Regions from separate parts of the Homo sapiens genome. Here region 1 is linked to region 2. Evidence: chromatin loops called from intact Hi-C (ENCODE). Cell type or tissue: Calu3. All regions are shown on one strand. Each heading gives the region's core, and the rest is flanking DNA. Links, peaks and the distances in the headings are about the cores only. Region 1 has its middle 480 kb from the start of PCDH15. Region 2 has its middle 700 kb from the start of PCDH15.

What was found. A loop is a pair of places that touch in the nucleus more often than their neighbours do. Peaks named below come from ENCODE experiments on the same cell type or tissue, not always from the same donor. Only the 100,000 strongest peaks of a DNase experiment are listed, where the experiment ranks them.
Region 1: it touches region 2 in a loop (7-fold over the local background); 12 of 110 quality-filtered maps call a loop at or near these places.

What each region holds. Positions count from the first base shown.
Region 1 is chr10:55,279,913-55,292,420 of GRCh38, forward strand. It overlaps a transcript of PCDH15 not described here. Among named protein-coding and RNA genes, the nearest start is that of PCDH15, 480 kb to the left of the region's middle. In Calu3, for the core only: no CTCF peak of the experiment used is centred there; no DNase peak of the experiment used is centred there.
Region 2 is chr10:55,491,829-55,504,336 of GRCh38, forward strand. It overlaps a transcript of PCDH15 not described here. Among named protein-coding and RNA genes, the nearest start is that of PCDH15, 700 kb to the left of the region's middle. RefSeq lists an enhancer at 9,366-9,415. In Calu3, for the core only: a CTCF peak has its summit at 9,299; a DNase peak (open chromatin) is centred at 9,353.

The sequences.
Region 1 (12,508 bases), core at 4,544-9,543, 210 kb before region 2:
TGAGAGATGGCATTTTTTAATATTAGGAGCTTTTGAAGTTCTGTTTTCTTAAAAAGTAAACATAATAATATCCACCAGCCTATCAGGGTTCCACATAACATAAGCAAGATGATTTATTGCTAGACATTTATTTTCCAAAAGTAAGAATTCAAATAGCATCTCTTTGCCATAAAAGACAAGCAGGTGAACAAAAGTAATAGATGCAGCCCATTTGGCAAATTGAAATTTCATGATATAGAGAGAGCTGGGCAATCTCCTTTGGAAGAAATGTGAATTCAGTCACATATGTCAGTATCTCTCAATTGCTTGGACAAAGACAAAAGCTGTGCTATGGAAAGGATGGGGTTATTTTGATTCTTTTTTTTTTTTTTTTTTTTTTTTTTGAGACGGTGTTTTGCTCTGTGACCCAGGCTGGAGTGCAAGTAGTGTGATCTCAGCTCACTGCAACCTCCGCCTCCCGGGTTCAAGGGATTCTCTCGCCTCAGCCTCCTGAGTAGCTGGGATTATAGGTATCTGACACTGCACCCAGCTATTTTTTTTTTTTTTTTTTTTTTTTAGTAGAGACAGGGTTTTACCAAGTTGGTCAGGCTGCTCTTGAACTCCTGACCTCAGGTGATCCACCCCCCTCGGCCTCCCAAAGTGCTGGGATTACAGGCGTGAGCCACCGTGCCAGGCCTGTTGATTCTTTATAAGCTGTATTTGTTGAATAATGTTAAACAGGGAGATGTTGATTATATCTTTATCACAGTAATGATGATGTTCTATTTTTACTGAATATACTTTCTATGTAGATAGAGTCTAGTAAACCGCATTCACCTAGAAGAACTAAAACTAAGATTTATTTTATCTCTCTCTAGTTAAATTCACATTTATAAATTGTCCTTTTCATGACCACCTCAATGTTCTGCTTCAACTCAATATTAAACCATGTGCTATGAAATATTAATGAGAAAAGTCAGATCCATTTATATTTCATGCTGAAATGTAGCCAATTCTTCCATAGTGATAATACAATTACTGAACTGATTTTGAAGTGCATAATGGATTTTTAAAAGTTAACTTATCCATAATAGGCTGTAGCCAGATGTTATGTAAGATACTGATGGAGAAAAAAGACTCTAATACTATAGCATATTAACAGTTTAGTAAAAGAATATCTGCAATGCTATGCAGCCAATAAATGTGTAAAAAATATTATTTTCCCCCTTATGTTTGTTTTCTGTAGCATCACAAATGTAGTTTCTTCTTTTATCCCAAGTAATAGGAAGCCACTCAGAAATTCAGAGGTCAAGTTTAGTGTAGGGCATGAGAATTTGGAATAATAATAACAGAAGAAAAATAATTTATAATCTGTCTTCATTTTCTTATTTCTCACTTGCTCCACTTTATTGCCTCCTTCATCATTTCACCACAGGTTTTCCAGGGGAGCTTTAGTAAACTGTATACTATTAAATTTCATGTTTTTTTTTAATCTCACCCCTCATTACCACTATACAAATAAAAACACATTTTTTTTTTCTTTTTCTTTTTTTAATAAAACTCTTACCATCTCCGACATGAGAATCTCTCTTTTTCTTTCTTTGTCACTGGCTATTTCTATTCATTTTCATAAGCAGATTCCGCCTACCCTTTTTATTGAATAAAGGCTTATTTCTGATCATTTAACTCTTATTTTTTCACAGAAAATTGTATTCATCCCAGTGCTTCACTTATCATCTATATGACAATGACTCGCACATGTGTCTCCGCACCAATCATCATCTCCGTGGATCAAATCCATATATTAACCTGGCTCACAAAAACTTAAATTCTTCAAAGACAGTGAAAACATATGAAACCAAACTTCTCACTCTACACAAAAAGAGTCCTATTCCAGAATTTTCTCTTTTGATAAATGCCATAACTGTATGTCCAGTTACAGAACCCTGTAATATGATATTTATTCCTTATACTTTCTCTCCTTCTAAAACTTTTCTAAGTTCTATGATTTTGCTCCGAAATATTTATAAAAAAGTCTACACTTCTTCTCAGAAACAAACTCCTTAGTCTAAATTACCATTATATCTGACCTGGACTAATGAAATAGCTTCATAACTATTATATCCATATTGACTTTGGCTAACCCTTTTCCCCAGCGCCAAGAAAGAGCAATGTTTTAAAAATGCAAATTCAATCACTTAATTCCTCTATTTGAACTATCAATAGCTACCCGTTATTCCTATGGTCAAGACCAAGATCCTTAATAATAATACTGTTTGTAAGACTCTGTACCTCACTTCCTGACCTCTAGCCATGCTGCCCTCCTTTAGTGCCTTTTAGATACCAGACTCTTCCACACACTAAGCCTTTGCATATGCTGGTTTGTCTATCTGCAGTACCTGCTCTGCCTTCTCATCTCTCATTTTCACCTGGTTAACTCTCTCTTAATTTCCAAAGCTCAGTTCAAATATCATTCCTTGATTTAAGACTTCTTCAGTTGCTCTACTCATGACTGGATCTATTTTACACTGTTATTACACTATGTCCTCAAATTTAAGCACTATTCACAGATTGAATTTTACATTAAGTTTTAATAATTTGGTGAATATATACACATATATAAATTATCTTTAATAGGTCAGGCTTTCTGAGAGTAAATTCAATTGCAACTTATTTGATGAAGACTTTAATTCAACAGACTTTGTTGGATTAAAGTCTCCATAAAAGAAGTTACAGTTTATGTTTATTTACAAATATAATTTTTTGTTCTTATAAATGATTAAGTAATTAATTAAAATGTTTATAAGAATAAATTAATTAACTAATCAACATATGACAGACAACTTGCCCAAACTGTTTAGAAACATTTCAGTAAGTTTAAGCGAGAGCTTTCAATAATTTCATCAATAGATTTGAAATCACCTTTGCAAAAATTATAACTGAGAAAGTTATTGCAGTGAAAGAGACCTGACCTAACCAACCCCATTTTGCTTCTAATCTCCAAGCTGTTCTTGTTCATTCCTGGGTTTAGGCCTAAGTAACTTTTGGAGGAACTTACTTTATAGTTGAACTTTGAAACAAAGAAAATAACAGTATTTTCCCAAAACAAACACTCTTCCTGCCTGGGGACCACACTGCCTTTGCAGGGCTAACAAATTAGCCATGAGATTAGAAATTATGGTTTAGGAGTCATGCAGCTGGAGGCTGTAAGTTTCCAAACCTCCCTAAATTGCTCCTGGGAATAACATCAGTATTGTAAAACCTAAGATCAGTGTTTGAGATATTTCGCAGACCCTGCACTGGATGAATCAGCTGGCACCACCCAGTTCAATAAGCTGTTTTATCTGGTCTCGTGGCCCTTACCCAAGAAATGACTCAGCGCACGAGGACAGCTTCAACTCCCTATGATTTCATCTTGGACCCAATCAACCAGCACCCTTGACTAAATGGTGCCTTAACCACCAAAGTATCCTTAAAAACTCTGATCCCTGAATTCGTGGGGAGACTGATTTGAATAATAACAAAACTCACCTCTCTGGTACAGCCAGCTCTGCATGAATTAAACTCTTTCTCTATTGCAATTCCCCTGTCTTGATAAATTGGCTCTGTCAAGGCAGCGGGCAAGGAAAACCCACTGGGCAGTTACAGACACAGCTTCTTTCCTTCCTTACTACTTTTCTTATTACTATTCTTCCTTTTGTCCTGTCTTCCTCCATTCTTGCCCACCTGCTTTCTATCCAGTCACTATTAAGTACTTGGTATAGAGCTTTGTGCATCCTAGATGCTCAAAAACCTTTGTAAAATGAATTAATGAATCAGAATATCAATTTTCATATGGCTTGTAACACTTTCTAGTTATACAATGTTAACTAGGTTATGTTTGCCTTCTAATAGTCTGTCAAATAGAATAAGAAATGCAACGTCTACTAAAAGTTGTTTGGAAACTAAGTGGAAAAAGAAGAACAACTCATAGAAATACTTTTTAAAATTAAAAAGTTGTTATAGCTGTCATCATCATTTTTGAATGTCTATTACTATTTGTTCTGTAAACTATGCAAATCAAAATTAAGCTCTATACAATACATGGCTTTGTATATTACAGTGCTTTAGTATTAAACTCAATCTTGACTCTTAAGTCATTTCCATGGAGTTCTCTTGTGAAACCCAGAGATATTGCAATGGATGCTTTGGTTTTCATAAAATTCCACACAAATCCCACATAATACAGACTGCTGTCTATGGTTTTCTAACGAAAACATTTCGTTCTTTTGTGAGTTATGTGTCCTTTAGATAGCTACTCAGGCCTATGCTATTGAGGTTAAAGGTCTTCAGAGAATGCTTCTAAGCCTTCGTTAGGACAGTTAAAGGCAGCTATCCCAGTAAATCAGGATGGACAGCCGACTGATAGTATACTCAATTTACCTTTTAGATAAACTACACTGAGAGTAAGTTCTCAACAGGAAATAAAGGTGAATTTCACAATGGGTACAGGCCATTCCCCAGTGTTTTCACAGGGATTTGAAAATTAAAAAAATAAGTGAGGGTATGTATCACTCAGAATCAGTGCTGTATTGCTCAAAAGAATGAGTTATGGTCATAAAGGTACAGTTTATGCAGAAACTCTGATATAAAAAATGATTCTATGACTCTGACCTTTGCACTTGTTTTCTGCATATTATTTTTTCTATTTTTCATTGTTACATACCAATAATTGATTTCAGTCAGTCACTCAATCTGTATTTACCATAGTAAAAATTTTAGGGCATATTTTCTTTACTATCCCACTGTTTGAATCTCTAACCTGTCTTTTGCCTTTGGACTTAAATACTTCTATTTAAGTTTTCACGTCACATGTAAATTAACTGCCACTTGGCCAGGGAAGTCAGACATATATTTATCATGGGGGAGTTACAAGAGCATCAGAAATGAATGCTAAAATCTTGGTGTGTATTTTTAGAACCATTATATGGTTTATGTAGTGCTAATGTTTGGCTTCTTCTGAATATTCATAGGGAATCAGAGTCTAGATAAAGAAAAGAAATAGTCAAAGACGGTATAAACAACAAAGGGATTCTGGTTTTGAAGAAAAAAGTAGGGGAAGTGAGATCGCTTCAAATTCTTATTTAGAGTATATTAAATATTAACTATAGTTGAATAGTTTTCTTAATCTCTCTGAAGATATTGAGCTTTCCATCTATGTTTTCTATAATTCTTTTATATGGTAAATACAAGTTTACCATATAAACTTGTATTTATATGGTAAATACAAGTTTACCATATAAACTTGTATTTATATGGTAAATACAAGTTTACCATATAAACTTGTATTTATATGGTAAATATAAATACAATATATTTATTTATACAGTTTCTGCAGACATAAAATCGATTTTTAAAAATGGTATTCTTCCATAACATTATGAACCACACATAAAATCAACTAATTTTTTAATATATATTTAAGAAGTACTTTTATACACATAGGTACATATATTATTATGATTTGTCCAAATTGTTTTTCAGCATGCATATTTTATTTAGGAAGATATTGTGAATATATTTTCCATTAATGGGCATTAATAACAAACATCATTTTCTAGGTTTGATGATATTTAACTTAGTAAGTCCCCTTTTATTAGAACTATAGGATGTTCATTTTTTTTCTTTTTTCTTTCTTAATTTATAGACTTCTTTTATGAAATCTTTGTTTCTACTTAACATATTTTTTTCTTAGGATTAATTCCTATAGCTAGCACTTCTGGGTAGTGAGGTGAAATATGAAACGTAAGTTCTCAACAAATGCTTGTTGAGGGAAAATTTTGAATGAACAAAGAAATAAATGATTGTAAGATGTGGTACCTCCCTGGATTTCATCCCCTTCTCAAAGAGTTAATAGAAAATAAGACACAGTCATGACATTAAGATGGTTCTGGAATGGCAAGCTATGACTCTGTTTTTTATTCAACATGAAATCATCTAGCTGTGCCAAGCAGCTTCATTTATTAAAACTGCTTTAGTGAAGCATATACTGATATTTAACCTAAATTTGAGTACAGATACACTTGTGAGAAAAGAAGTTGTTTCATTTCTTTTGATTTTCGTGCATTATTCAAAGATTTAAACAATAACAGCTGTGATGATAAATCTGAAATGTTATGAACATGAAACTCTCATTTTAAGATTCACATGACAATAAGTAAAGAACACTCATATAATACCTACGCATGTTTCTTTCTTTTCCATTAAAATTATCCAAACTATAAAGAAAAATCGGCCTTTTAAAACTTCACTTGCAGGCTACTATTATGTTACAATCATTCTTTCTTCATAGAAAATGACTGCATTAAAAAAATACTAAGCAACAATTACAGTTTTCTAAACAGCATGCTCTGTATTTTATCTAATTGCTAATTCATATAAATTTTACTGTCAGTCCCCTTACAAAGTATTTGAATATGAGAAATTTTTAAAACTATATACCTATACCTGTTTGTAGCTATATATTGATTTATATTTCTTTGCAGTACATAAGTTATTGTAATACAGAGTTTAACTTTATAATGAAAACCTCATTAGGTTTGGTCATATCTGTAGCTGTAGTCTATGAGGGTTTTTTTTTTTTGGTCTATGTAATTTCTTCATTCATTCAGCAAATATTTATTGAATGCCACCTATGTTGTCCTTGCTGTAGGTGCTACAAATACAAGGAAAACAGCAGGCAAAACATCAAACCTGCAATTTACACAGATGTATTTTAAAACTTGGCCAAGTCTGAGGCCAAAATGAGCTTCCCATTTGACCTCTGCTGAATTGAATTTATCCCATCAGTTATAGCCTTTGCCTATATTTTGCATAATCAATTTTCATATTGAAAAGTCAGGCTTCTTCCATTTCCAGTACTCATGATGAAGGATATTCCTCTTTGCATCCTTGCACTTTCTTAAGTTTTATTATATATTTCTTTTCATGCATTTGTATTAGCCAAGTACAGAGTTAATGGACTTACTATTTTAGGATCCATTTGTTAAAATTTCAATTTTCTTTTAAACTCTCAAATCACTTTTATGAATTAAAGCTAGCATATCATTACTTCCTTACTTTTGCCTAAAATAGGGCATTCATTTATTTTATATTTAGAACTCAAAAGCTTTATTTTTCATTAATACAGACACACAGTGCTAATTAATAAAAGCTATTGATTACAATATCTTAAATATTCACAATAAGAAAAAAATCAGTAACTTCAAGTTGCCTCAGCACAAAGTAATAGAGTCTTGTGTTGAGAAGAAGGTTCTACTCAAAAGTCTGTCTCAAGTTGAAGATGCAATGAGTCTGTAATCAGTTTGCTTAAAGGTCAGCCAATTTAAAATTTATGTGCAAATTTTACAACGAGACTTTGTTATATTCACCTACATAGCCCCTGCTCCTATAATATGCCTAACATTTAATAAGCATTAAATATTGTTTAATTAATGAATAAATCATTAAACTTATATGAGTTGGTAACCTAGCCAATACGATCATGAAATGACTGTCAATTAGTGATTTGAAAAGTGTTATCCTTGGGAAACTATCTTAGTAAGGCTACACGTTCCTCTTTAATATTCATAAAAAGAAAAGGATAATTTCACCAGCAGGTGGACTATGTTCAATGCCTGAGTTGCATTCAGAGTAAGCTAGGGCAGTGACAGTAAGCTTTGAGCACTATGCTAGATGCTGCTCTCTCTCCAGGTCTAATGACAAGTATGATCTGAAAATATTAAGTCAGCTTTTTTCTTGTGTAGTGTGTGTGTATGTGTGTGTTTTAATTTTCTTTAATTTTCTTTCTCTTTGATAGTTCAATGGGGAAAATACTATACAAATTAGAAAGGGAAGTGAATTGTAAAATGTGCTTAGCCGTTAGGACATGCAAGAAAAGTACTGGAATGCAAAATCTCAGAGACCACATATCTTCCATTCCACTATTCTCATATTTCAGCCACACCAAATTATTATTAATCTTTAAACAACCTTCAAGTCTAGCATCATGTTTAGGGGTGTGAAAACTAGAACAAGGCTGAGTTCACTCAGCTGGGTCATTTATTAATCAAAGTATTGAGATATATTTAAAATGCAAATTAATTTATATATTTGTAAATATGTGTTGAGTACTGAATACTGACACGATACTTAATATATATATATTAATTTATATATATATGTGTAAGATTTTCTCTAAAAATATTCTTCTGTTTTTCACATTGTAAAATGCTACTGACATCAATTTTTCTGCTTTCATATGCCCAGGTATAGAGTAACGGCACACGTAGGCTAACTTGAAGAAAAAAAAATTGGGAGAAAAATAATGCTTTAAAATTTGTTTATCTAGTATCGAATAGACATGTTCATATTCAAAATTAAACGTATTGTAGGATGTAAGCATCTGATTTTAACCACATAGCAATCTCAACTAAGCAAAGTAAATAAAACTAAACCCACATCTAAGCACATCAGAGAAAAACTGAAGAAACGTGAATCAAAAGAAAATGTGTAAGTACACAATGTGGTATTGCTAACTCTAGGTACTGTTGTGCAGAGGATCTCTAGAGCTTATTCATCTTGCCTAACAGAAACCCTGTATCTTTTAACTAATATCTTCCTACTTCTCCCTCCTCCAGCAACCACCAGTCTATTCTCTGCCTGTATGAGTTTAATTAATGTATTAAATAGATAACTCACATAAGTGGAACCATGTAGTACTTGTTCTATTTTAATTGGCTTATTCCACTTAGCGAATGTTTTCCAGGTTCATCCATGTCGTTACAAATTGCAGGATCTCCTTTTTGGTAAATACCGAATAAGATTTCATTGTATGTACATACCACATTTTCTTTATCCGTTTATGTGGATTTGTTTTAAAACCTTGACTATTGTGAATAATGTTGCAATAAACATTAGAGTGAGGCTATTTCTTCCAGCTTATGACTTCAATTCTATTAGATATATATATATATATATCTAGAACTTGGATTGGTGGATTATACAGTAATTCTATTTTTAATTTTTTTGAAAAACCACCAAATTGTTTCCCATATCCAGGGCTTTTTGGTCAGCTATTTAAATTTTATAATTTGCTATCATTTCTTTAATCATTCTAAATATTTACTTACCAACATAAAACATAAAGTACCAATCAAATGAAATGTCATTATTTGCAATAATTATCTGTTAATCTACAGCTGCGTACTAAAGTCTATCATTGTATTCTTTTCTACAGGAGAGAAGACACCTCTGTATTTGTAGGCTCTCCCCACATCTTGTGAGTCACTAAAGAAAAACCAGTTGTTCCAATTGTTTTAACAAAACCAGGAACTGAGATTCTAAATTTACATACTCTCATACCATTTTATGTTTATGAGAAATACAAATCTAGAATGTGGAAGTTAAGAACTGCCTGTTTAATAAAATCATCTTGAAACAGAAAGAAGGCAGGAAGGGAAAAAAGAAAGAAAGAAGGAGACAGAAAAAGAGAAAGAAAACAAGGAAAGAAACTAGGAAAAGAGGAAGGCAGGAACAAAAGAAGGAATGGAAGGAGAGAGTGAGGAAGGGAGGGGGAGAGGAAAAGAAGGAAAGAAGAAAGAAAAGTGTTAAAAAAAAGACCAAAGGAAGAAGAGAGATGATCTAAAAAGAAGAAAACATTACTCTAGAGCTTCTCAAACTGGCATCTTATGGACCCCTAAGAATTTGTGCATTTTATATAGGGATCCATAAATTTCCTAAAATTGTATCCAAATTGTTCCATTTAATTAATCTATCTATCTAAATATCTATTGCTATGGTTTGAATGTATCCCCCAACAGTTCATGTGTTGGAAACTTAATCACTATTGTAACAATATTAACAGGTGGGTCTTTTAAGAGATGATAGGGTCACCAGGGTGGAGCTCTTGTGAATGGATTAATATCATCATCTAGGGTGTGAGTTCTCTTGGGAGTGAATCAGTTTTCACGGGACTGAGTGAGTTTTCTTGAGAGTGGGTTGTAGTAAAAGCAAGCTGGCTGCCTCTGTGATTTCCTTTGCTTGTGCTCAGCAGTTCTTCTGCTCTTCTGTCATAAGAAAACATAAAGAAGACCCTCACTAGATACCTGAGTCATGTTCTTGAACTCCCCAGCCTCCAGAACTGTAATAAATAAATTTTTCTTTATAAACTACCCAGTCTATGATATTTTGTTATAGCAACAGAAAATAAACAAAGGCATCTATCATTGTATTACTAGATATAATATACATAAATTTTATACAAACCGTACATGTTTGTGTGAATTGAATTGTGTCCCTCAAGGAGATGGGTTGAAGTCCTAATTCTGATACCTATTAATGTCTATAAATGTGTATATTCCTATGTATGTATTAGAGTAATTAAATGTTTAATACTTTTAATATCTTAAACATCACAGTGTGTATTGGGGAGGGATAATGTTTAGAGATCACCTCTGCTATTGACAATAAAGGTATTGGGGTGAAGTGTCTTCATATTTTCTGTATGTTTTGCATACTTTAAGTGTTTCAAAGTTAAAACTTAATGAATACACAGCATTTTTTATTGTGTTAAGGAAAGTGAAAATTTGCTTTTATTGGGTAATTTTAATTTGGACCCTAACTTACTAAATAAGAGCATTTCCCTGACCACTTTCTGTATCCAACTCCAACCTCTTTAATATACATAATACCTAATACCACTGTATCATTGCATTTCATCTTAGCAAGATGAAAATGGGTTCTAAGTATCTTCCAGAAGAACCAAGTTGACATAAGCTTCAACACAGACTATAATATTTTGTTTCTTATTTTTTAGGTGCCAATACCTCCAAATAGTGACAGTTACAATAATATAGAATTAGCCATGGAAATGAAAAATATAGAACAAATAATGGGAAATAAAATTAGAAAACAAGAAAAGGTATGTTGAAAGAAAAAAAGATGGGAGGAGGAAATTTATCTATATCTCTGATTAATGTGTGTTTAAAGAACGGTAGATTGTTAACAGTTATGAAACGTCCAGAACTGAAAAATTCTAAGTGTCTTCCTTAAATTCCCAACACAACATTTTTAGCCAAATGTGTAAGTAGTGATCTTAAGATTTCATAAATTTCAAGGATAAAAATTCTGGTGTTTATAATGACATTCTTATTAGAAAAGAAAAATAATCTTTTCTGATGTTTCTCTCTTTCTCTCTTTCCCCCCGGCCCCTCCCAAATTTCATGTCCTCACATTTCAAAAACAATCATGCCTTCCCAACAGTTCCCCAAAGTCTTAACTCATTTCATTAACTTCCCTACAGGAGAAAGTTAAGAAAATCTGAGAAAAGCGTTAAGCAACACAAGACAACACATACTTAAAACTTAATACAATGACAACCAAACATTTCATCTCTGGTTTCTCTGCTTTAGAAACACCTGAATATATGATTGAAGCAAAGGACAAGTCTTTATTCACAGCTTGTTTATCAGCATTCTAAAATCTGTATATTCTATTACTATCTGATGTTAAGCCAGAGTTTCAAGAAAATACATTCTTAATAATGTTTAAAATGACAACAGCACTTCTGTTATACAATTTAAAAGATCAACTGAAATGAGAAATGGAAAGAATGTTAATTTTGCCAAAAGATTAAATAAGTGAAATCCCTGGAATTTTTGACCAATAGCAGATGTCTTTACTAAGTTAAAGAAAAGACAATGTAATTCAATGAAGAAAATTTACCAAGCTCTCAGATGATGACTGACTTCTTTGAAGTCACAAAAGGGAAAAAGAACATAAGCTTGTTGTATTAGTCCATTTTTACACTGCTGGTAAAGACATACCTAAGACTGGGCAATTTACAAAATAAAGGAGTTTAATGGACTTACAGTGCCACATGGCTGGGGAAGTCTCATGATCATGGCAGAAGGCAAGGAAGAGGGAGTCATGTCTTACATGGATGGCAGCAGACAGAGAGAGTTTGTGCAGGGAAACTGCCCCCTATAAAACCACTAGATCTTGTGAAGCTTATTCACTATCACAAGAACAGTATGGGAAAGACCTGCCCACATGACTCAATTACCTCCAACTGAGTCCTTCTCACAACACATGGGAATTCAAGATAAGATTTGGGCAGGAACACAGCCAAACCATATTATTCCCCCCTAGCCCCTTCCAGATCTCATGTCCTCACATTTCAAAACCAATCATGCCTTCCCAACAGTCCCCCAAAGTCTTAACTCATTTCAGCATTAACTCACAAGTTCACAGTCCAAAGTCTCATCTGAGACAAGGCAAGTCCCTTCTGCCTATAAGCCTTAAAATCAAAAGCAAGTTAGTTACTTCCTAGATACAATGAGGTAACAGGCATTTGGGTAAATACACCCATGTCAAATAGGAGAAATTGGCCAAAACAAAGGGGCTACAGGCCCCAAGCAAATCTAAAATCCAGCAGGGCAGTCAAATCTTATTTTATATTTTATTTTATTTTATTTCATGTTGTTTTTTGAGATGGAGTCTCACTCTTGCT
Region 2 (12,508 bases), core at 5,064-10,063:
ACAGCTAAGAATAGGTCTCCTGCAATCCCATTCAACTTCAGTGTTTGAGAAGGCTGTGCACAGGCACTAAGCTGCACCTACTCAAGGGCAATCAGAACAGAATGCATGGAGTGTACTTGAGAGGATTATGCAAGCCATACAAAAAAATCATCAATAGAGAGCAAAAGCCTCACTGGTCCGTGAAGTTTTAACCCTACTTCTGACCACAAACTGATTGAACAATAAGCCATTCTGATGGAGGAGTGACTACCAGGAATATAGGCTTAAAAATAAAATAAAAGCAGTAATTATTGGCTGCCTTGAAAAATTTGTGCATGAGCAAAACTTCAATGTCTCAGAAATTTTCACAAGGGAATCTATAAGCTTTTAGTTCTGGGTTGACCATACAGCAAAAAAAAAGAAAAAAGAAAAAAAAATTATCTCTCAGAGCTGTAAAAACAGCCTTTTCTCCTCAAATCACTCTCACATTCAAGGCTTAAAGGCAGAAATCCAACTGGCAAAGGGGATTTGGGCACAATATTTGACCCATAAATGTTTATATCAATCCAGGGACTACTTCTAGACAATAGCCCTTGGAATGATGCAAGCATTTATTAGTCAAAGATTGGCTAAAAGACCGTAAAAAGGGTAACAAATACAAGGAAGGATGTCAGGAGCTACACAACACAGGGTAAACAGACTTTATGGAATTAGTACCACCAGGTCACTAAGAAAGTAAACAAATAGTCAAGCAGGTAACAGTAACCCTCTGGATCAGTGAGTAGAGGTGGGATCAGTCTCAATAATGACTCAATGTAAGACCTAATATTTTCTATTTTCAATGATAATAACAGCAACAAAAGTGTGACGAGTGCACGGGGAAAAAATGCAGGCAATAGGTATGGCCTTTGAAGAAATTCAAACATTAGGTTCAGCAGAAAAAACTTCAAAGCAGATATTATAGATATGTTCAAATAATTAAAGTCAATGATGCTTAGAGAAGTAAAGGAAGACTTGATAGTAATGTCTTACAAAATATATGCTATCAATAAAGAGAGGAAAATTATAAAAAAGAGCCAAATGAAAATTTTGGAGTTAAAAATATACAGCAACTAAATGAAAAATTCACTAGATGTTGTTATCAGTAGGTTTGAGGTGGCTGAAGAAATAATCAGTAAAGTTGAGGCTAAGAGACTATACAATCTCTTAGATTAGAGAATAAATAGAAATAAACAGAGCTTCAGAGAAATGCGGTATACCAGTAAGTGTTGCAACATGATATGAGTATAACTAGAGGAGTACAGGGAGGGACAGAAAAATATTCGAAGAAATAAAGACTGAAAACTTGCCAAATTTGGGAAAAAATCTTAACACATCCAAGAAGCACAATGAACACTAGGTAGAATAAATGCACAGACCCACACTCAGATACACTAAAGTCATATTGTTAAAAAAAAAAAAAGCTAGGTGGGGCATGGTCGCTCATGCCTGTAACCCCAATGCTTTGGGAGGACAAGGTGGGTGGATTGCTTGAGCTCAAGAGTTAAAGACCAGCCAGGGTAACATGGTGAAAACTTGTCACTACAAAATATTAGCTGGGTGTGGTGTCATACACCTGTAGCTACTCAGGAGGCTGGAGTGGGACAATTGATTGAGCCCAGGAGGTCAAGGCTGCAGTAAGCCATGATCATACCACTGAACTCCAGCCTGGGTGAAAGAGAAAAACCTTGTCTCAAAAAAAAAAAGGGAAAGAATAAATAGCTAAATTCTAATTGCATACATTTGAGCCAGAAGGATGACATATTCAAAGTGCTGAAAAAAGAAATATGTGATCAAAAACTTAGTATCTAGCAAAGCTCTTTCAAAAGATGAAGGCAAAATAAAGACATCCTTATGTAAACAAAAATGAAATAACTGGCTGGCAGCTGACCTGCCTTATAAAATATGTTGGAGGAAATTCTTCAGACTGAAATTAAGTGATTAAGTGATTCTGAGCAGTCACTCAAATCCAAATAAGAAGCAAAGAGTCATGGAAAAGTTAATTATTTATAGAATTACAAAATAGAGTGTAGTGGCACATATATTTTTCCCTCCTTTTCTCAGCTAATTTAGGTAATTGCATAAATCTATATTTTCTAGTTTCTTCATGATTTTCATATTTGACAAGAATGTATGTTACATCATTAGAATCCATTTTAATTTTTAAGGCTTGTTTTATGGTCTAACACATAGTCTGTTCTGGAGAATAGTCTACATACATTACATGTTGAGATGAAAGTATAATCTGCTGTTGGATAAAATGTTCTACAAATGTCTGTTTGGTCTAGTTTGTTTATAATGTTGCTCCAGTCTTCATTTTCTTGTCAATCTTCAGCATAATTCTACCCATTAATAAAAGTAGGGTATGAAGATTTTCAACTACTATTATTGAATAATTGTTTCTTTATTTTATAGTCTACTTTGATATTCATATAGCCACTTTAGCTCCTTTATAATTTTTTGTTTTGGTTTATATTTTTCATTCCTTTAACTTTAAACTTGTGCATCTCTGAGTCTAGAATGTGTCCCCTGTAAACCACAAGTAATTGAATCAACTCACTTTTGATTGGATTGTTTAATATATTCATTTGTAATATTATTATTTTTGTGGTTGAATTTACATCTGCCATTTTGCTTCTTTTATTCTTTTTGAATTTTTCCTTTTTCTGTCTTTTGTTTATTTCCTATTTTATTGTTAAGAGGATATTTTCTAAAGTTAAATTTTATTCCATTTAATAACTTTTATTTATATACTGGTTATTTTCCTAGTGGTTGCTCTAGATTTTGCAACATGCATCCCATCAGGATCTACCTCAGATTTACAGTGATTGAAGTCCACTGAAATTAAAATCTTTACTCCTGGATAACTCTACTCCATTCCTCTCTCTTTTGATGCTAGTGAGATATATATGTAGCATAAACTTTTATAAGTTTGTTATGATTATTTCTTCATATAATCTTATGTGCATACATTTTTGAAAAACAAAACCAAAGTTGGAGAACTCATACTTCCTAACTGTAAGACTTACTACAATGTTACAGTACTAAACAAAGTGATGTACTGTCATGAGTATAGACACACAGATTAATGGAATGGAATTATAAATTTATAAATAAGCCTTAGTATTTATGGTAAATTAATTGTTGACAAGGGTGTCAAAAATAGCTTTTCAACAAATAGTGCTAGTACAACCGGATATGCACATGCAATAAAATGACATTGGACCCCTATCAAACCATACATAAAAGTTAGCTCAAATGGATTATATACCTAAATATGTATGAGTTAAAACCACAAAACTCTTACAGGAAAAAATAGGTGTATGTCTTCATGGCCTTGGATTAGCCAATGATTTCTTAAATATAAAACCAAAATTACAATCAATGGAATAAAATATACATAAACATATATAAACTCTATTTCATGAAAATTAAAAACCCTTATGCTACAAATATTAACATTAACTAAGTCAAAAGGAAAAATACAGAATGGAAAAAAATTTGAATGCCTTAAATCTGATAAGGGACTTCTACCCAGAATTTACAAAGAATTATCAGAACTCAATAATAAAAAGACATATAATCCAATTAAAAATGGGAAAGAGGTTTGAATAGACATTTCAACAAAGACCATATACAATGGCCAAAAGCAGAGCAAAGATTAATGAATAGGGAAATGAAACTCAAGACAATGCTGAAAAATAGCTTCATATCCACTAGCATGGTTGTATTCAAAAGCACATAATAACTTGTGTGCTCCATGTAGAGAAATTAGAATATTCATGCCTTATTGGTGGGAATGTAAAAGATTACAGGTTCTTTAAGAAACAAATTTTTCACTTTCTCAAAATTTTCAACATATGACCCATGAATTTCACTTCTACTTATATATTAAAGAGAAGTGAAAACACACTCCCACACAAAAGCTGTATACAAATGTTCAAAGCAGCATTATTCATGATAACCAAAGAATGGAAACAATCCATGTGCCTTTCAACTGATGAATGGATAAATAAAGTGTTGACTAACCATATAATGGAATCTTATTTGTTAATAAAAAATGAATAATTACAAATGACTATATCATAGGATTCTATTTTTATAAAATGTTTACAATAGGCAAATCTATAAGACAGAAAGTAGACTGGTGGTTTCTTACAGGTAGGGGTAGGGTGAGGTTCAAAGGGATGTGAAGTGGCTGCAAATGGGCTGAATATTTTGGGGAGGAGGAAAAATAATTTTAGATTTGCTTTCAGTGATGATTGCACACACGTGAACTTACTAAAAACTTTGGCTTGTACATTTTAAATGGGTGAATTGTATATGAGTTATATCTCAATAAAACTTAAAGACATAAATCACAGATTTCTCAGCAGAAATCCCATCAACCAGAAGATCATGAAAAAAAAATTCAAAGAAATGTGATCCAAAAAATAAATAAGCACAAATGCGTGTGCGTGCGCGTGCACACACACAGACATAGACACAGGCCTGGCTTACTTTTTTATAAATAATAACACAGCTTTGATGAATTTATCATTAGTAATGATAATATGATTTCATAAAATTTCAGCCATTAAAATGTTTATTTCCTTGTAAAACATTTTTATATTGAAAATAAAATATTTTTAAAACTAAATTTAACACACACACAGAATTAGACAATTAAGTAACTACACTGTAGAAAATAGGAACCACGTTTTTAATGGCCAGAGAAAGACTTTACAAATAATCAAGTGAGGAGGGAAATACAAACCTTGTGCTGATGAATTTAATTAGAGATATTAGTTTGAATTCATTTTAATTTTAGCATATAAGAATAGCTAGGAAAATATAGACAGAAGTATATACATGGGTATACACATATATGTCTATACATACTATATATGGGCTTATATATGGTAATCATACAATGGAAAACTGATATGAAAAAGCCAAATGTGAAAGACGAATAATCTTAATATATTGTTTTAAACTAATGTTTCAATTATTATTGACTGCTTTCATAATTGGCTAGGTTTTGAAAAGGTCAGGTAAATAAAATTAAACAATATCTGCATAACTTTCCATTGATTTTAGTAAGCTAATTTGTTTTATGAGTCTCCACAAAATAGGCAAAATATGTAGTTTAGCTGGATTTATTTAACCACAGAATACTTTTGGGGACAATTTTTAATGGGAAAGTGTTCTGTAGAAAATGACAGGCTAGAACAAATGAATTTAAATAAAATATTAAATGGAAAAAATTAAAGGAGGTAATAAAATATCAGAATACATCATTTTACATGTAATTTTTTCTTTGAGACAGCATCTTGCTTTGTCACCCAGGCTGAAGTACAGTGCTGCAATCATCACTGGCTGTAGCCCAGACCTCCAGGTCTCAAGAGATTCTCCCACCTCAGCCTCCTGAGTAGCTAGGACTACAGGTGCACACCATGACGCCTGGCTGATTTTTTTTTTTAATTTTTTGTAGAGACAAGGTCTCACTATGTTGTCCATGCTTGAACTCTTGAGCATAAGCAATCCTCTTGCCTTGGCCTCACAAAGTGTTAGGATTACAAGCATCAGCCACCGCGTCTGGCTGAAAAGAGGTACTTTTTAAAAACCTTTGATTTCGAGTTGGCTTGGCTTACTTTTCTGTAAGTAATAACACAGCTTTGATGACTTGATCATTAATAATGATAATACAATTTCATAAAATTTCAGCCATTAAAATGTTTATTTCCTTGGGAAAACATTTTTATATTGAAAATAAAATATTTTTAAAACTAAAATTAACAGCATTTAAATCAAAAGAGCAAACCAATAGAAGATATAAAACAGTGTTTCTGAATGCTCAACCAAAGTTATTTCTGGGAAAAGACTTAGTTTGAGTGTTCTGAAACCCATTTTGTAAGAATCTTTCTCTCTGAATGTTGCCTCGTCTTTCACACTACTTGAATTCATTTATTTCACATAAACTCACATCACATATCTGGCAAGATGATTCTATCTACACATAGATAAATGTAAGTGGAAAGATGTGAAATGGAAAAGTGAACTCTCTTCAAATTCTATCACGTTCAAAATGTATAAGATTAGCTGGCAATTTCTAGAATCTTGTGATTTAAATTCTTTTACCTACGGATATGTATAAATCTGTTGGGTTTAGCCTATATCTACTCTTAAGTGCAGCTTCATTAATGTTTATGCTTTTGAAGAATAAAATGGATTCCAAAGATTCCATGTTCCTTATTCAAATGTAAAATGACTGGGCAATTGAAGAATGCAATTATCTCCACCAAAATGTTTCTAAACATCTTTAAGAAGGTTGAGTTATTATATTTTAAAGTCGAAATTACATTTAAGTTTCGTTCTGTGTCTCAATGACTCATTGCAGATTTATAATTGATGAAAATGTCTACAAAGGCATGGGGTATTTGATTCTGCATGATACTTGAACCTAGATAGCTTCTGATAAAGTGAAAAGACTTCTGCAGAATATAAAATTAGTGTGCTTGTAAAATGACTTGAAATTCCACAGTATAGCTGCACCCAACAAAAGCAAATCAAGCATCCACATTTTATAAAGTGTGTTCACTTATTTCAAATAAAAAACTGTTCAAGTGACCTACTTTTCATCAAGACACTTTAAAATGAGAAATGAAGCACATAAACATGGCACCATGTGTCTGATATCTCCTGAAGTGACAAATGAATTCTGATTACACATAACCTCATTGTTCAATACTCAATTGTATCTTTGAACAATGAAAACTGAGTCATACTATGCCAAGTATGAAATATGCTCAGTACTATATAAGTAGCAGCTATAGTAGATGATTGCTATCTTCATAATGAACCTGCACCTGAACCTTAAAGCAGAAACTGACAGTGACCTTTGTGATAGACAGGATTTTAAAATAGCCTCCCAAACTCCTATCCCTTGCTATGCATGCTACATAATGGCCTCATGAGTTTGGATAGGCTATCTTGAAGACCCCATACAGAACGGGATGCAGATGTTACAGATAGAAATCAGAGCAATTCAAAGCTGCAACAAATACCATCCTGTTGACTTTAAAGGAGTAAACTGCCATGTTTGCTCAGGGCCAGATGGCAGGGAATGGTAGGTATCCTCTAGGAGTTGAAAAATTATGTCTAGTTGACAGCTAGCAAGACATTGAGGGCTTTGGTCACTGTTTTGATGCCTGTCAACTGGAGAAAATGTTTGACTTTTCCAAACAATTGGTGAGATTGGCAGAGTACTGAATTTTCACATAATTTTCATATGCATCCATAGCAATCTTGATTTCTTCTTGGTGAGACACTGAGCAGGGGAAATAGCTTATCCAAACCCAGACTCCTGACCTACACAAATGAAGCAATAATAACTACATGTTTTAAGTTGCTAAATTTGTGGTAATTTGACAGTAACAGAAAACTAATACAATTTTCATATGATCTTTCATAGGATTTGAGAAAAATACATTTGAATACAAAAACAAAATGCTATCAACCATCCTAAAATAATTGTAAAGGAGCAATTTAAACTATCTTCTTTTTATAGACTCTCCCTACACACACACACACACACACACACACACACACACACACACACACACACAAATAATGTTGCATCTCTCACCATGTCTCATTATTCTAGGTTTCTTATTCTTCATTCTAAAAATGAAATCTTAATCAGTTTTCTTAGATGTCTTTGTACATTCTTTTAAAATTCTTATACAATTTTTTTAATTGTCAAGATCAAACCCTGACTCAGCTAAAATAGATGAAAGGTTATCCAATTAAACATACATCCCCTAGTATTTGTAGGAAAGTAGCCTAAAAAAAATTCCATGTTGACATGTAATTTGTATGTCTGTTCAATTTGCAATGTTTTAAATAGCAAGTTAAAATAAAACTCTTCTAAGTTTAACTTGAAGTACAATATTAAAATGTATGATTTAAATTAATAAAATTATATTTATTTGGTAACAGTTCCTTTTAGAATAAAAGATTTCAAATATCATATAAAATAGGCTAAGTAAATGTGAAAGATGTTTTTGAAATCTACTTAATGCATCGAAATAATTAGGTAATTTTTATTGTGTGAATATAAAAATGCACACCTTTTGTAAATTATGAGATACTTGCTTTCCATCAGGTGCAAAAAGAGTTTACAAAATGTAATATCTAAGATAAATATGTTAGCTAAAAAGAGTCATATGAAATTATGAATTTTATAATAGTCAGAAAAGAAATTGTTAATGGTGATTATGGGAACAGTATCTTAAAGTTGAATATAGTTTAATACATCAGATAAGAACAGCAGAATTCTGGTAAATGACTAAGGAAACAGGTATCTTAAAGAATGTATTAGGATGTATGATATTTTAAAATTTCCTATAGTTGCACCAATTACTTTAGGATAAATTTGACCAAAGTATTGAAATTCAAAAGAAGATTTAAATATGAAGGACTAAGTCAGTTGAAGCAATTACATGAAACAGTATATTATCTTATTTTTTAGATTTAAATTGATTAGCATATTTAACTTTTACATGAGGCAGTCAGAGGGCTAAAGAGATTGTCAGAATACAAGAAAGTTTTACAAATTTCCTATTGAGTGTTGAAGTAATTATAAAATTCTCTGGAGCAACATTTCTCTACCTGTAATATGAATATGTGTCTCCCAGGAATCTTATTAAAATGAAAATACTAATTCAGTGGGACTAGAACAGAGACCCAAATTCTTCAGTTCTAACTAGCTCCCAAGTGATGACAATGCTGCTGGTCTATTGATCTCACATAGAATAGTGAGACCCTGATCATCCATATGGAATTATGGACAGAAATCTGTGTCTACACTACCTAATATTTCTGACATCTTTGGGCAACCCATGTGAACTTAGGTAAAAGGTGAAATATTTGAGTGCATATAAAGTTAGAATGCTGTCTGTAGTAAATTTTGCTTCTATGACTTTTAACCCAAATACATATAATACATATTTGTTAATATTTCACAAATATATATTGATTAGTTGACTCTTTATATGACACAGTGCCTCAATGCATTTCAAAGTGACATTGATCTTGTGATCAAAATTAACAACAGTTGGACATTTTAATGGGTTGAAGTCCCTAAGGAGATATGTTAAAGTCCTAATCTTTAATACCTGCAGATGTGACCTTATTTGAAAACAGGATCTTTGCAGATGTGGTCAAGTTAAGATGAGGTCATTAGAGTGGGCCCTGATCAAATATAACTTCTGTCCTTTTAAGAAGAGAAGACAGAGACACACAAGGAAAAGACTGCCACATAATGGCAGAGGCAGGGATTGCAATGATACATCTGCAAGCCAGGGAACACTCCTGGGGTACCTGAAGCTGAGAGAGGAAAGGAGGGATCCACCTCAAAGGCTTTAAAGGGAGTGTAGCCTTGAGAACAACTTGATTTTGGACTTTTAGCCTCCAGAACTGTGAGAGATTAAATTGCTCTTGTTTTAAGCCACCGAATTTATATTAATTTGTTATGGAAGTCCTAGGAAACTAATAAAATTATTAATCATATCTGGGGACTATTTAAAAATCATTCAAATAATAGCATTGGATAGTGATTATGTATTTGCTAATTTCCTCTATTATGATGTATTTATTAATTTTATCTGTAATAAGAAAAACAATTGTTGAGGTAGTGAAGTAAATGCAAGCCAAGAAATGAGATAATACCCCTTGATGGTTATATAGTGTTTTAGAAAATAAAAGTTATTTTAATAAATTAATTATTTCCTCTGAAATCTTAAAGCTGCCAAGTTAGATTAGGTGAATCAGAAAGTGCAATTATGCCAACTATAAGTTACAAGTTTGGAGTAGTTATGTCATTTGTGCAAATAATAAATGGTAGCAATAAACTAACAGAATCTCAGTGAAGAGGCATTGTTTAAAGCACCTGTGAATTGCATGGTGAAATGGACAGTACCATGGTCAAGATTAAAATCAATCTCTTGTTTATCAATTAATCAGTAATTCCATCATCCACACTAACTTTGTACTTGACATATTAAAGGAACATTAATGAAAAAACAATCTTTTAACAAGGCAACTTACTATATAGCCAAATTTTTAAAAATATTTAAAAATGTTTTTTTTCTTATGTAATTTCTTTACATCCTTCCCACTTGCAGGTCTTTGTAACTATGTGTGATACCTAGACCAAAACTTTTGCAATAAAAATTCATTCACATGTAAGAAAACCCTCTCCTAAGTAAAAATTAATTTTAAGCAGTGACTACCTTACTATTTTTCCTACCTGCCTTGAAACATCAGGGCTTTATTACTTCTCCTTATGGAACTGCCATTCCAGCCTCATATTGCACGTCATTTCCAATCTCTTTCTGTCCCACTTGTATTGCTCTTTATGCCGTGCCTACTAAATACAATGCTTCCTTTAGTTACAGTGTCATTGACACATGCTGTTCCATTGGCAGTAACAGCCCTTCTCATCCTCTTTGCCCAGAGAGCACCCTTTCAAGCTTAGAACCCCACCAATCATATTTTCTTGAAAAAAGCTTCCATCAATTTTCTGAATTAATGAAATACTTCTAGTATACACTATCATGATCACACGCATATCTCCATCATAACCTGGATGTCACGTTGGAGTGTCATATTTATTATCAGATAAAAATATGTCTTATTGCGCAGTGATAAAGTTTGTTTTCACACTTCCTTTTTAACCTTAAGACTTAAAAGAGTGCTTGAAACTTTAGTAAACAGTCAGTCGGTATTTTCTGAGTCAAGGGATAGAGGATTGCTGGTGAAATAATGCCTGGACTCTATTCTAGGCTCTAACAGTAATTGGGCTGATTGTTAGATTGGTCAAACTATCTTTCCTTTTTGAGTCTCAATTTTCTTATCCTTAATGTGGTTATAAATAAAGGATGTGATATGAAAGCGTAGTGCATTGGCTAAAATGTAGTACACACCAAAAATTTATTTATACTTGTTATTCTTTTTTTTCGTGTTTTGAAGAACAAATAGTTCCAATATTAAGAAACAGATTCTCAGTAGGTTAATTTTTAATAAATTAACTGCTTATCAAAATGTAACCTAACTGTGCAAAATAAATTTCTGAAGGAGCACTTTTATGTGTGACAAATTAAACATTAATAGCAAAACAACATATATTTTCCTAAATTATACAGATTAACTCATTCATTAGTTTTTATAGGAAACCATGCCTCAAATATGAAAGACATCTTATAAAAATACAGTAACTAGTTTTGAATTATTAATTCATTAAACACATATATTTAATGCTTATTATGAGTTAAGTTCTAGGTTTCAGAGTGGGACTATCTGAATTCTACACTGTTTCCTCAATACAATTACAAAGTTTTACAATTAACAAAGATAAACAACGGTTTTCATAAATTGTAATAATCTTATATATGCATAATTTGAATTAAATTTTAAATAAACTAAGTTTCTAATTTTAAAATTAAGTTTTATTAATTAAAATAAATTTAAATATAAAATAAATATTCTAAATAGCTAAATAATTTAAAATTATATTGTATTAATTAAAATATATTTAAATATATGGAATGTTTATTTTGATGTGATGGAATCTTTATTTATTTTATGTTGATAATAAAATTTAATTAATTACATTGAAGTCTTAGATTTTCATACAATCTGAAATGTAGCATAGGAAGCCAGAGGACAACATTGAAGATAATTTTAAACTATTGGTAATATTGTGAGAATAAAACATCATTTATATGAGTATTAGAAATAGTATAATGACCTCCCAAAAAGATAATCAGATAATAAGCATATGAAAAGGTGCTCCATATCATATGTCATCAGGGAAATGCAAATTGAAACAAGAAACCACCACACACTTATGAAAATTACCACAATCCAGAACACTGAAAACACCAAATCTTGTCAAGGAGTAAAAGGAATTATCATTCATAGCAAAATGGTACAGCCATGTTGGAGATTCTCTGGCAACTGTTTACATAACTAAATATATTTTTACTGTATGATTCCGCGACCAAGGACCTTGGTATTTATCCAAAGAAGCCAATCTGAGAAGGCTACATACTCTATGATTCCAACTGTGTGACTTCTAGAATAGACAAAACTATACAGAATGTAAAAGGATCAGGGGACTTAGGCAAAAGCAAGGAATGAGTAGGTGGAGGACAGAGTATTTTTAGGGCAGGGAAACAACTCTGTATGACTATAATGATGAATACATGTTATACCTTTGTTTGAACCTATAGAATTTAGAACACCAAATGTCAACCCTAACGTAAACTATGCATTCCGGATGCTAATGACATATAATTGTAGATTCATCAATTGTAAAATTAAAAAAAAATTAAAAGCACCACTCAGGTGAGGAATGTTGATAATAGGAAAAGCTATGCAAATGTGGGGCAGGTGTTACATGAGAAATCTCAATTTTGCTATAAATCTAAAACTGCTCTAAAAATAA